Regions from separate parts of the Homo sapiens genome. Here region 1 is linked to region 2. Evidence: read pairs that join two places in POLR2A ChIA-PET (ENCODE). Cell type or tissue: PC-9. All regions are shown on one strand. Each heading gives the region's core, and the rest is flanking DNA. Links, peaks and the distances in the headings are about the cores only.

What was found. ChIA-PET counts read pairs that join two places held together with the same protein. Peaks named below come from ENCODE experiments on the same cell type or tissue, not always from the same donor. Only the 100,000 strongest peaks of a DNase experiment are listed, where the experiment ranks them.
Region 1: POLR2A ChIA-PET joins it to region 2 with 10 read pairs; 7 of 35 experiments call an interaction of 5 or more read pairs at or near these places.

What each region holds. Positions count from the first base shown.
Region 1 is chr12:56,335,774-56,341,086 of GRCh38, reverse strand. IL23A (interleukin 23 subunit alpha) reads right to left here and starts at 2,203. Exons shown (of 4, transcript NM_016584.3): 1 at 1,881-2,203; 2 at 1,563-1,661; 3 at 1,250-1,396; 4 at 677-1,144. The coding sequence starts at 2,042. The coding sequence ends at 983. RefSeq lists enhancers at 1,256-1,425, 1,913-2,212, 1,691-2,890, 3,468-4,315 and a silencer at 1,908-2,202. In PC-9, for the core only: no CTCF peak of the experiment used is centred there; a DNase peak (open chromatin) is centred at 2,296; H3K27ac peaks cover 1,456 bases.
Region 2 is chr12:56,487,916-56,493,287 of GRCh38, reverse strand. GLS2 (glutaminase 2) reads left to right here and starts at 5,127. Exons shown (of 18, transcript NM_013267.4): 1 at 5,127-5,351. The coding sequence starts at 5,170. RefSeq lists a silencer at 4,781-5,210 and an enhancer at 5,371-5,372. In PC-9, for the core only: no CTCF peak of the experiment used is centred there; a DNase peak (open chromatin) is centred at 4,807; H3K4me3 peaks cover 563 bases; H3K27me3 peaks cover 2,401 bases.

The DNA of each region.
Region 1 (5,313 bases), core at 1-5,000, 150 kb after region 2:
TCACCTGAGGTCAGGAGTTCAAGACCAGCCTGACCAACATGGTGAAACCCCATCTCTACTAAAAATACAAAAATTAGCCAGGCGTGGTGGTGCGTGCCTGTAGTCCCAGCTGCTTGGGAGGCTGAGGCAGGAGAATCGCTTCAACGTGGGAGGCGGAGGTTGCAGTGAGCAGAGATCACGCCACTGCACTCCAGCCTGGGCAACAGAATGAGACTCCATCTCAAAAAAAAAAAAAAAAAAAAAAAAAAAAAGGGATTCCAATTGTCCTTTGAGAGGAAAGTCCCATTATTCTAGGATATTTATCTTCATTTCCCTGGAATGCCCTTCCTGCTCAAAGCTGAACTCTGACTTTTGATCCTGCAATGATCAGGACTCCCGTCTTTGATCAGATATACTCTTGGCCAAGAAAGCAGGGAAGGAGACACTGGATCAGGGAGCAAGTGACCCTTAGGTATGATCCCACTTCCTAATCTGGTAATCCCATTCTGCTTGCTCAGCCATATAGGAATTAATACTAAAGAGATCCCAGTTATTCTATACACCAGGGGGTCATGAGAAAATATCATTCTCCACCATAGCCCTTCAGAATAGAAGAAAGGGATGCATATTGTAGTCTCTTGGCCTTATTTTTCCATCGATTTCTCTTTCCCAATTGAGCCTAGAAATTAGACTCATATAGCCACAAAAATAAGACTTTATTGAAAAAAGTACATAATTCAATATAAATACAATAAATAATCCTCCCCAAACTGTCCCCAGGAGGATAAATAATCCCCAAATTTCCCTTCCCATCTAATAAATACTCAACCTTATCATAGGTCAGCATCACATGTCAGTCAGTATTGGTAATTTTCAACATATGCAGGTCCCACTAAAATTAATGGACTAATTAACCTGTTGGCTCACAGGTGCCTGGGGTGGTAGATTTATCTTGGCCTTGCTGGGCCATGGAGATCTGAGTGCCATCCTTGAGCTGCTGCCTTTAGGGACTCAGGGTTGCTGCTCCATGGGCAAAGACCCGGGCGGCTACAGCCACAAAGGCCTGGAGGCTGCGAAGGATTTTGAAGCGGAGAAGGAGACGCTGCCATGGCTGGCTGGGACTGAGGCTTGGAATCTGCTGAGTCTCCCAGTGGTGACCCTCAGGCTGAAAGGACATAGGACACAGTCAGAGAAGACTCTAAACCCTTAACCCCCAACCCTCTGTCTCTGACACCTGCAAGCCCCCATCCTCCACGCCCCTACTTCATACCTGCAGGAGTTGGCTGAGGCCCAGTAGGGAGGCATGAAGCTGGCCCACAGGGCTATCAGGGAGCAGAGAAGGCTCCCCTGTGAAAATATCCGATCCTAGCAGCTTCTCATAAAAAATCAGACCCTGGTGGATCCTTTGCAAGCAGAACTAGGGAGAAAAGAAAGCAATGAAAGAGGACACCCTCTTCCTACTCCATTCACTGAAGACTCACCCAGTTTCTTACTATTTTCAGACACAACTTCTGGTTTACCATGGTACCCAGCCATGTTCTCAGTCCCCTCTCCTTCATTGCCCAGCCACATCCCAGTGGTACCTGACTGTTGTCCCTGAGTCCTTGGGGGTCACAGCCATCTCCACACTGGATATGGGGAACATCATTTGTAGTCTCTTCATCTCCCTCTTCTCTTAGATCCTGGAATGAAGGAAGAGGTGGAAAGAATGAAGAAGTAAGATAGTACTTCTGAAGCCAACCTGGACCCTCAGGCCCATGACTCTCCCAGGAACCCTACTCTCTTGTCCTCTCTTACTCCCTAATGGCCTTCAACCCTCCAGCTTCCACTCAAGGTCACGGTCTTCTGCCACAGCCTTGGAGAGCCTGGACTCCTGTTAGGCTCCAGGGGCTGCCACTCACCATGTGTCCCACTAGTGGATGTGCACTCCAGGCCAGTGTGCAGAGCTTCTGTGAAAGCTGCTGGCACTGAGTCCAGGCAGGGCTGCTGCCCCCAGGCACAGCTCTGCCCTGAGCTGTCCAGGGCAGCAGCAACAGCAGCATTACAGCTCTGCTCCCCAGCATCTTTTTGCCTTCTTCTCAAATCTGGCTGGCTCTGCGCCTTGCACCAGTCCTGGTGGAATCTCTGCCCACTTCCACTTGCTTTGAGCCTGATTCTCTCTGTTCAGCGCGTCTCTGGTTTGGTTCCCTCAGTTGTTCACCGAGTTTGTAAGCTGCTTCCTGTTGTTTTTCTCCCTTTGTCTCTGAGTCTTTTAAGGTCCCTGCATTGTAAGGCCCGCCCTTTATACCAGCAGGTGACTCACAGCAGGTGGGATTCCCCTCCCTGCATCATCCCCCTCTGTGGGGAGCCCAGGTATGCAGCCTCAGTTCCAGGGGAAATGAGTAGTGTGGTTGCTGTGGCTAGAGGCCTGGGATGGGACACATGTGTAATGCTCTCCAGGAATCGAAATAGCTATAGAAGGGGCGGGGATGGGGGGCACAGCGGGGATGGGGTGGGAGGGGTAAGGGAGAACAAATATTTAAATTAATCTGGTCTCAAGTTCCTTCCTGTTTGATCTTTCCCTGATCTTTTTGCCTCTCAAAGCTATACCCCTACCCCACCCCAAACCTAATTTCCTCACTTCCTCCTGCTTGAGGAAAAAGCAAAACAGAGAAACATCCATTCATCTCCCAATAGGATGGTGAGCTGTTTGCAATGAAGTTTGATTCCTACCTGATGCCCCCTATTAGGAATAAACGGGCTTCTTTTTCTCAGTTGGAAACAACATTATTTCAACTGGATGGTCCTGGTTTCATGGGAGAGAATGCGCATGAAGGAACTTGGAGAACTGGGAAGCCAGTATGAGGTCTTATTGCTCCCCATTTCAGGCCTCACAGTGGAGGTTAGAAAGGCTCTTGTGGGAAGAGGGTTATTGACTAAGAACCACCTGACTCCTCAACCCTAGTGGCCCAAGATTTCATAGGCTCTATAAGAGTTGGATGATGTTTTTTTCAGGACTAGTGCAAATAAGGCCTGGAAGTTCAACTTAGACATTCCAGCACCTAGTCCCATGGCCTCATTCTGACGTCATCCAAATTGTTCTGGGACCCTCCACTGGGGTCGGGGCAGTCCCAGCTTTGGACCCCATGGCTAGGAAGCCCAGGAGTTCTGGGTAGTCGAAGGTGCACTGTCAATGACTCTGGCTGGTCCTTCAGCTTGTTGCATCCATGGGTAAAATCCACTGACACCGATTTCATCACCCTCCATGATGCAACATCGAGTGAAACAGCTAAGAGTGTGAGGTTGGGCGTGGGAGTGGAAGGTGGTCCAAAGCCGGGACTGCCCCGACCCCAGTGGAGGGTCCCAGAACAATTTCGAAGACGTCAGAATGAGGCCATCGGTGACCACACAGCTGGCTCCCAAAGCCTCCCCCAAGAGGTTGACCCTTTTCTTCTGAGAAACTTGTCCTGAATGGAGGTCTCCCTTCCCTTAGAGCTATTCAAAACTGCCCAATGACACTTCTGGTTCAAATATTATGATTCTGTAGGTATGAGCTAAGAGAAGAAAAAAAAATATTACGATTCTAAGTTAAATCTACCAAGGGCCGGGTACAGTGGCTCACGCCTGTAATCCCAGTACTTTGGGAGGCCGAGGCAGGCGGATCATGAGGTCAGGAGTTCGAGACCAGCCTGGCCATCATGGTGAAATCCTGTCTCTACTAAAAATACAAAAATGAGCCAGCACGGTGGTGGGCGCCTATAGTCCCAGCTACTCGGGAGGCTGAGGCAAGAGAATCGCTTGAAGCCAGGAGGCAGAGGTTGCAGTGAGCCGAGATGGCGCCACTGCACTCCAGCCTGGGTGACAGAGCAAGACTCTGTCTCAAAAAAAAAAAAAAAAAAATGGAAATCTACCCTTTAGATTAAACATTTCCAGCATCAGAGAATTATCTGAGTTTGGGTGAGAACTGTTTTGCCTCTCTCCCTAATAAGGTGGACACCAATGGAATAAGGAAAGGGGAGGGGGCAGGATAGGGAGTTCACCTTACTTGTGTACAACGTCTCCTATGTTCTTCCCATCTCTGGTCCCCATTCTGGGAGCCCTAAAAGATAAGAGATGAAAGAAAGATGAAAAGGAGGAGGAAGTAGAGCCTGGGGGATGGGATGAGAGGGACAAGGGTGAGTTGGAGGCACAGGGCTCTGCCTCTTTGTTTCACTTCCTGGTGCTGCAGGAGTTGGGTAGGAAGAAGGGTTGGTGGGGAGATTGTGGGACTGTTGCGTGGCAGGAACTACATCCAGGGCTACAACTGACCTGGAGCTATAAGGAGCCCTTGACGTCAGCTGGGCCTAAACCGTTATGCAAATCGCATTCACAAGACACTCCTAGGCAGGTCTTTCCAGTTGTATGCCTAGACTCCAAATCAGTTGAAGTTCCCCCAGGTGGTTAATAATGATGGCTAATATATCCAACTCTCGCTTAATGCCAAATACTTTGTCTAAGCACTTTACATGTACTAAACTATTTAATTTTCACAACAACCCTTTAAGGTAGATACTATTACCCTATATTACAGAGGAGGAGGCTGAGGTGCAAAGATAAGCAATTTGCCCAAGATCACAGAGCTTCTAAGTGGCTAGAATTCCTTTTTTTTTTTTTTTTTTTTTGAGATGGAGTTTCGCTCTTGTTGCCCAGGCTGGAGTGCAATGGTGCCATCTCATCTCACCGTAACCTCTGCCTCCCGGGTTCAAGTGATTCTCCTGCCTCAGCCTCCCAAGTAGCTGGGATTACAGGCATGCACCACCATGCCCGGTGGCTAATTTTGTATTTTTAGTAGAAACAGGGTTTCTCCATGTTGGTCAGGCTGGTCTTGAACTCCCAATCTCAGGTGATCCACCCGCCTGCGGCCTCCAAAAGTGCTGGGATTACAGGCATGAGCCACCACACCCAGCTTAAGTGGCTAGAGTTCTAATGCAGACAATCTAGCATCAGATCCTGCATTCTTTTTTGTTCTTGGTTTTTGGGGGGTTTTGTTGAGACAGGGTCTCACTCTGTCACCCAGGCTGGAATGCAGTGGCACCATTTCCGTTCACTGCAACCTCCACCCCTGGGACTACAGGCACAAGCCACCATCCCGGTCTGGATCCTGAATTTTTAATCACTGCATTACACTGGATACTGTACGCCAGGTATGGTGGCTCATGCCTGTAATCCCAGAACTTTGGGGGGCCGAGGCAGGAGGATCGCTTGAGCTTAAGAGTTCAAGACCAGCCTGGGTAACGTGGCAAAACCCCACCTCTACAGGAAAAAAAAAATTATCTGGGTTTGGTGGCCAGTGCCTGTAGTTACAGCTAGTTGGGA
Region 2 (5,372 bases), core at 64-5,063:
TGACCTTCTCTCCACTATTATCCTATGACCCTGCCACATCCCCTTCTCCGAGAAACACCCAAGAATGATCAATAAATACTTAAAAAAAAAAAAAAAAAGAAAATTCATACAGTTAAAAAAAAAAAAAAACTTTCCTGAAAATCAGAAAACTAGAATGACAGTTTTTTTGCAAACTGACAGGTCAAAGTAGGTGATGTAAAAAATTTCAAATTATATACAATCTTAATAAAATATGGCTTATGGAGCATTTCACTTAGGTAAATGTGGTTAAAAGTTAATTTAACCTAGTCTTTTAGAGAAGGGTCTCATTTGTTCACTACAGAGTAATACAAGATTCTGACATCTTTCATAGTCTTTAAGTCAAAGAAAAACAAGTATTAAAATACTATTTCTCTAGCAATAACTTGGAGAAGGGAAAAAAGAAAAAAGAAAATGCTATCAAGCAAACCCCGAAGGTATTTTCTTCTTGCTGTGTTGGCAAAGGCTTTCAAATTCCTTCAAATTAGCTTTCGCCTACAGACTTTTCTAAATCCTTTTTAGGAATTCTAGCAAAATCTACATTATTTTAGTATATTTTGTTGATTAAGACTTGCTAGAATCTACTTTAATAGCTATTGGAGAACCCAGATTATACAAGATATTATTTGGAAAAATAGAGAAAATGCATGTTAGGCATCGTAAATGGACCAGTGTGATGATATGTTTTTTAATAGGCTTATATTTATATTTTTTCAGTCCTATAAATGTTCATTTTGTTATTGCTAAACCAAAGAAGAATTAGGAAAGCACACTGGAGTAGATCACAGACACGCTTAAACTTTTATTAAATTTCATTTACTCCATGAAAGTCTAGCATCAAGTTAAAACATGCATCCCATACCTACATCCTCAGTTTCATTGGTCCCCATTCTTTTTTTTTTTTTTTTTTTTTTTTTTGAGATGGAGTCTCGCTGTCACCCAGGCTGGAGTGCAGTGGCGCGATCTTGGCTCACTGCAACCTCTGCCTCCCAGGTTCAACTGATTCTCCTGCCTCAGCCTCCTGAGTAGCTGAGATTACAGGTGCATGCCACCACGCCTGGCTAATTTTTGTATTTTCAGTAGAGATGGGGTTTCACCGTGTTGGTCAGGCTGGTCTCGAACTCCTGACCTTGTGATCTGCCCACCTCAGTCTCCCAAAGTGCTGGGATTACAGGCATAAGCCACCACGCCCGGCTGGTCCACATTCTTATACCCACGTTTCATTCCAACCAAACTAGAGGTAGAGTCCCTCAAATGTTCCTCTCAGGCTATGTTTATTCTTGTAGAGCCCTCTGTCTGAAACACCTCTCGTGCTTTAAAAACCAGCTCCTGTCAGTCACCATTCCTCTTCTATCCCAGTGGCCCTTCACCCCCAGCTTAGTTAGATGTCCCCTTTATACTTTCTTCTGCATGTCTCTACATCACAGCATTTTTCATTAGGAATTTTAAACATAAGCTTTCTCATTTCTCCCAGTAGAAACTGGTTTATTAAATTTTTAAATTTCTGGATTTTCCAGCACTGGACCTGGCACACTGAATGCCAACAAATAAATATTAATTGAGTGAATGGAAGCTCATTATGTCAGAGCCCCAAGTACTTACATTTTACCCAGTAAAATACAAGTTTATCTTTTACAAATGGAGAAACTAAGGCAGAAAGGAGTTTGTAACAATAGTATCATTAACAAAGATTAATAAAAAAATGAACTAATCTTTTACTTGGACCAATTAACATCCTAGCTACAGTCTAAAGAGTAGAACAGGCCAGGTGCGGTGGCTCACACCTGCAATCCTAGCACTTTGAGAGGCTGAGGCGGGCAAATCAAGGGGTCAGGAGTTCGAGACCAGCCTGGCCAACATAGTGAAACTCCGTCACTACTAAAAATACGAAAATTAGCCGAGCATATTGGCGGGTGCCTGTAATCCCAGCTATTCGGAAGGCTGAGGCAGGAGAATTGCTTGAACCCGGGAGGCGGATGTTGCAGTGAGCCAAGATCACACCATTGCACTCCAGCATGGACGACAGAGCGAGACTCCATCACACACACACACACACACACACACACACACACACACAAAATAGAGTAGAACAAATGAGTCTCTAAATCATAAGAAATAAACAAACTCCAAACATCAATTTCCTATCACAGAGGATTAGCTTTTCCTTCTTTCTTTCTTTTCTTTTTTTTTTTTTGTTTGAGACGGAGTTTTGCTCTTGTTGCCCGGGCTGGAGTGCAATGGCGTGATCTCAGCTCACCGCAACCTCCGCCTCCCAGATTCAAGCAATTCTCCTGCCTCAGCCTCCTGAGCAGCTGGGATTACAGGCATGAGCCACCGCGCCCGGCCCGGATTTAGCTTTTATTAAGGATTCAAAATCATTAAGTCTAATCCTCTCTCACATACCACAAAACTCTGGCACAGCCATGGACTAACCTAAAAGCCCACTGTTAGAGACACAAAGAACTTTCTTTCAGTTATGAAAATCTTCATTTCTAGCTGCCCTTGTCATAGTTGGCTAATAGTTTTGCACAAATTAAACTAGATGATGAGTATTTTTCAAATTAGAAACAAAAAGAGGACCTGACCCTGCCAAGCTTTAACCACCTGGGACAACAAACTTGTTCTTCTCCAGCATCTTATACTTTACACAGTACCATTGGCCTCCCAAGTCACCAGTTCATGCTCCATCCTCATGCAAAGACAGCAATATTGTATTGGAGACAGTTAGTCCAAAGGTCCAAGTGCAGCTGGAGCTAGTTCTCTAAGCAAAGAACCTCTGCTTCCATGCATAGATCTTCTTCACTACCCAACCAGTTCCTATTAGTGGAAGAGTGCTGGGAGAAAGAGAGTAAGGAACTCATTAGAGTATAAAGCTAATTCAAAGAGGCAGAAATAGGAAAAAAAGGAAGCAAATTACTTCTGGGTAATGTTTAGAAATTCCCTAACAGATGGTATTTTTCTCTTGAATAGATCAAAACGTTTCAGATAAATCATATTTCTATGAAACAAGGATAAGATTCGTCTGTTACGTATGAAAAAAACTAATGCAGGATTGAGTTTACGTTAAGTATTGAGACCCAGAACTCTGCCTCTTGGGCAAAGCCAAGCATAAAGCAGCAAGCCCTCCCAGAATTAGACGGCTTTCCACGGACAGGAGAACAGATACAGCAGACACAGAATGACTACAGAAGGCGAAAACAAGCAAAAACAAATGTCACTCCATCTGGTTTTAAGCCAAATAAGCCCTCCAACCCTAACCAAGGCAAAGGAGAACTGCCTTTCCACAGAACACACCTGACTGGTTTCAGTACTTGTTTTCCCACGAGTACCCTTGAAACTCATTTTAATCCAAAAATGAAAACTATGGGACAAGCACGGTGGCTCATGCCTGTAATCCCAGCACTTGTGGGAGGCTGAGGCGGGCGGATCATCTGAGGTCAGGAGTTTGAGACCAGCCTGACCGATATGGCGAAACCACATCTTTACTAAATACAAAAAATTAGCTGGGCGAGGTAGCAGGCGCCTGTAATCCCAGCTACTAGGGAGGCTGAGGCAGGAGAATCGCATGAACCCAGGAGGCGGAGGTTGCAGTGAGTCGAGATTGCGCCATTGCACTCCAGCTAGGGCAACAAGAGCAAAACTTCGTCTCAAAAACAAACAAACAAAAACTAGTATTTTGTGATACAGCCAGAACTATCACAAGGAAAAGACTCCCAGTACTGTATCATAATACTTCCACATAAAATACCTCCTTTAGGGATGGGGTCATTTCTCCCGGGATAATTCAATTCAATGCTTAATTTTTGAGAAGGGCTGCATGAAGGAGAGACTTGTAGTTAAAAAAAAAAAACGGGTCTAATTTCTGGTTCTGGTACTTACTAGCTGGGTTACCTTATGCGAGAATTCTTAATTTCCTAGTCTTAGTTTCCTCACCTTCAAATTGAGACTAATAACTACTTTGTAGGTCTCTGGTAAGAGGGAGAGAGAAACTAAGCGGTTGGAACACCATGGGCACTCAATAATAGCTATCATTTACATAATGAGTCCCTACTAAATATGGATGCTGGGTTAGGCGCTGCCGAGATACAAGGTGAAAGTTCTAGCTGCAAATGGCAAAAGTCCTGAATGTTCTTGGATTTCAAAATGCTTTTTGTATATCGCCTCTTTTCTGCCCGTGAGGAGGACAAGGGCAAACAATTAAAATAGGAAAAATGTGGGGAGCACTTCATGGTTTATAAAACGTTTTTCTGCGTGCCAACTTATTTTAATGTCTTAACTTTCCAGATTTGAAAACAAGTCCTACACCAAATAAATGGTAGAGGGACACAAACTGGAACCCAGGCTTCCTAACCGCCAGAGCGACCTTCCCGCCGCCCAATGCCTCCCTGAGGTGCTGGTCGGCTGCTTCTGCCCGGGGTACCCAGCAGTCATCCTACTCTCCACTCAGCACCACCGCACGTCGGCCGCGCGCCACGCTACCCGCCGGGTTACTGGGCGCTGGTTTGGCCTTCGGAGGTCGAGGCTCTCTGAGTGACCTCCTGAACTGGGCTCACTCTTACTTAGCCTCCTCTCTCGAGGCAGCACCCTCCTCTCTACACGACAACTCCATCATTCGCAGCCCCACGGTGTTCCCGGGGAGCGCCTCCCGCCCCCACCGGCTTCGCCTCAGCTTGTCCTCGCCTTTCCCGCCCTCAGCATCCGCGGATACCCGCGCTCGCCGGGCCCACGCGGAAGCATCCGCAGACTGTCGCAAGGTCCCACCGTCTTGCTCTCATTGGGCAACCTTACCCTTTCCCCGCCTCAATGTTTTTGCTTCCTCAGTGATTGGACCTGGGCATTGTCCATTCCAGCTCCCAGGCACCGCCCTCTCTCCACCCACTAGAAAGCCACCCGGGTTCTCCTTCATCCCCAACGCTCCTCACCTAGCCCCTGTCCTGAGGGTGCCCCTAACCCTGGAGCCAGCTTTAAAGGGGCAGGCCCCTTCTCCTGCCCCAGCCCCAGCCCCACCCACCGGGCCCACATTCTCCGTCTTCCAGGTCCAGCGCTCCCTCACAGAACTCCCCCGCACCTTGTCTCGCTCGCTCCGCCCCTCCTTCCCAGCCACAGCTAGAGGTCCCGGGCGCACCTGCAGAGCCGGAGGCTTGCTGGGGCATGCGCTCCATGAAGGCTCTGCAGAAGGCCCTGAGCCGGGCTGGCAGTCACTGCGGGCGAGGAGGCTGGGGTCACCCGAGCCGGAGCCCCCTCCTTGGCGGGGGCGTCCGGCACCACCTCAGTGAGGCCGCGGCGCAGGGCAGAGAGACGCCACACAGCCACCAGCCGCAGCACCAGGATCAGTAAGGCTCCTGGGACAGGGC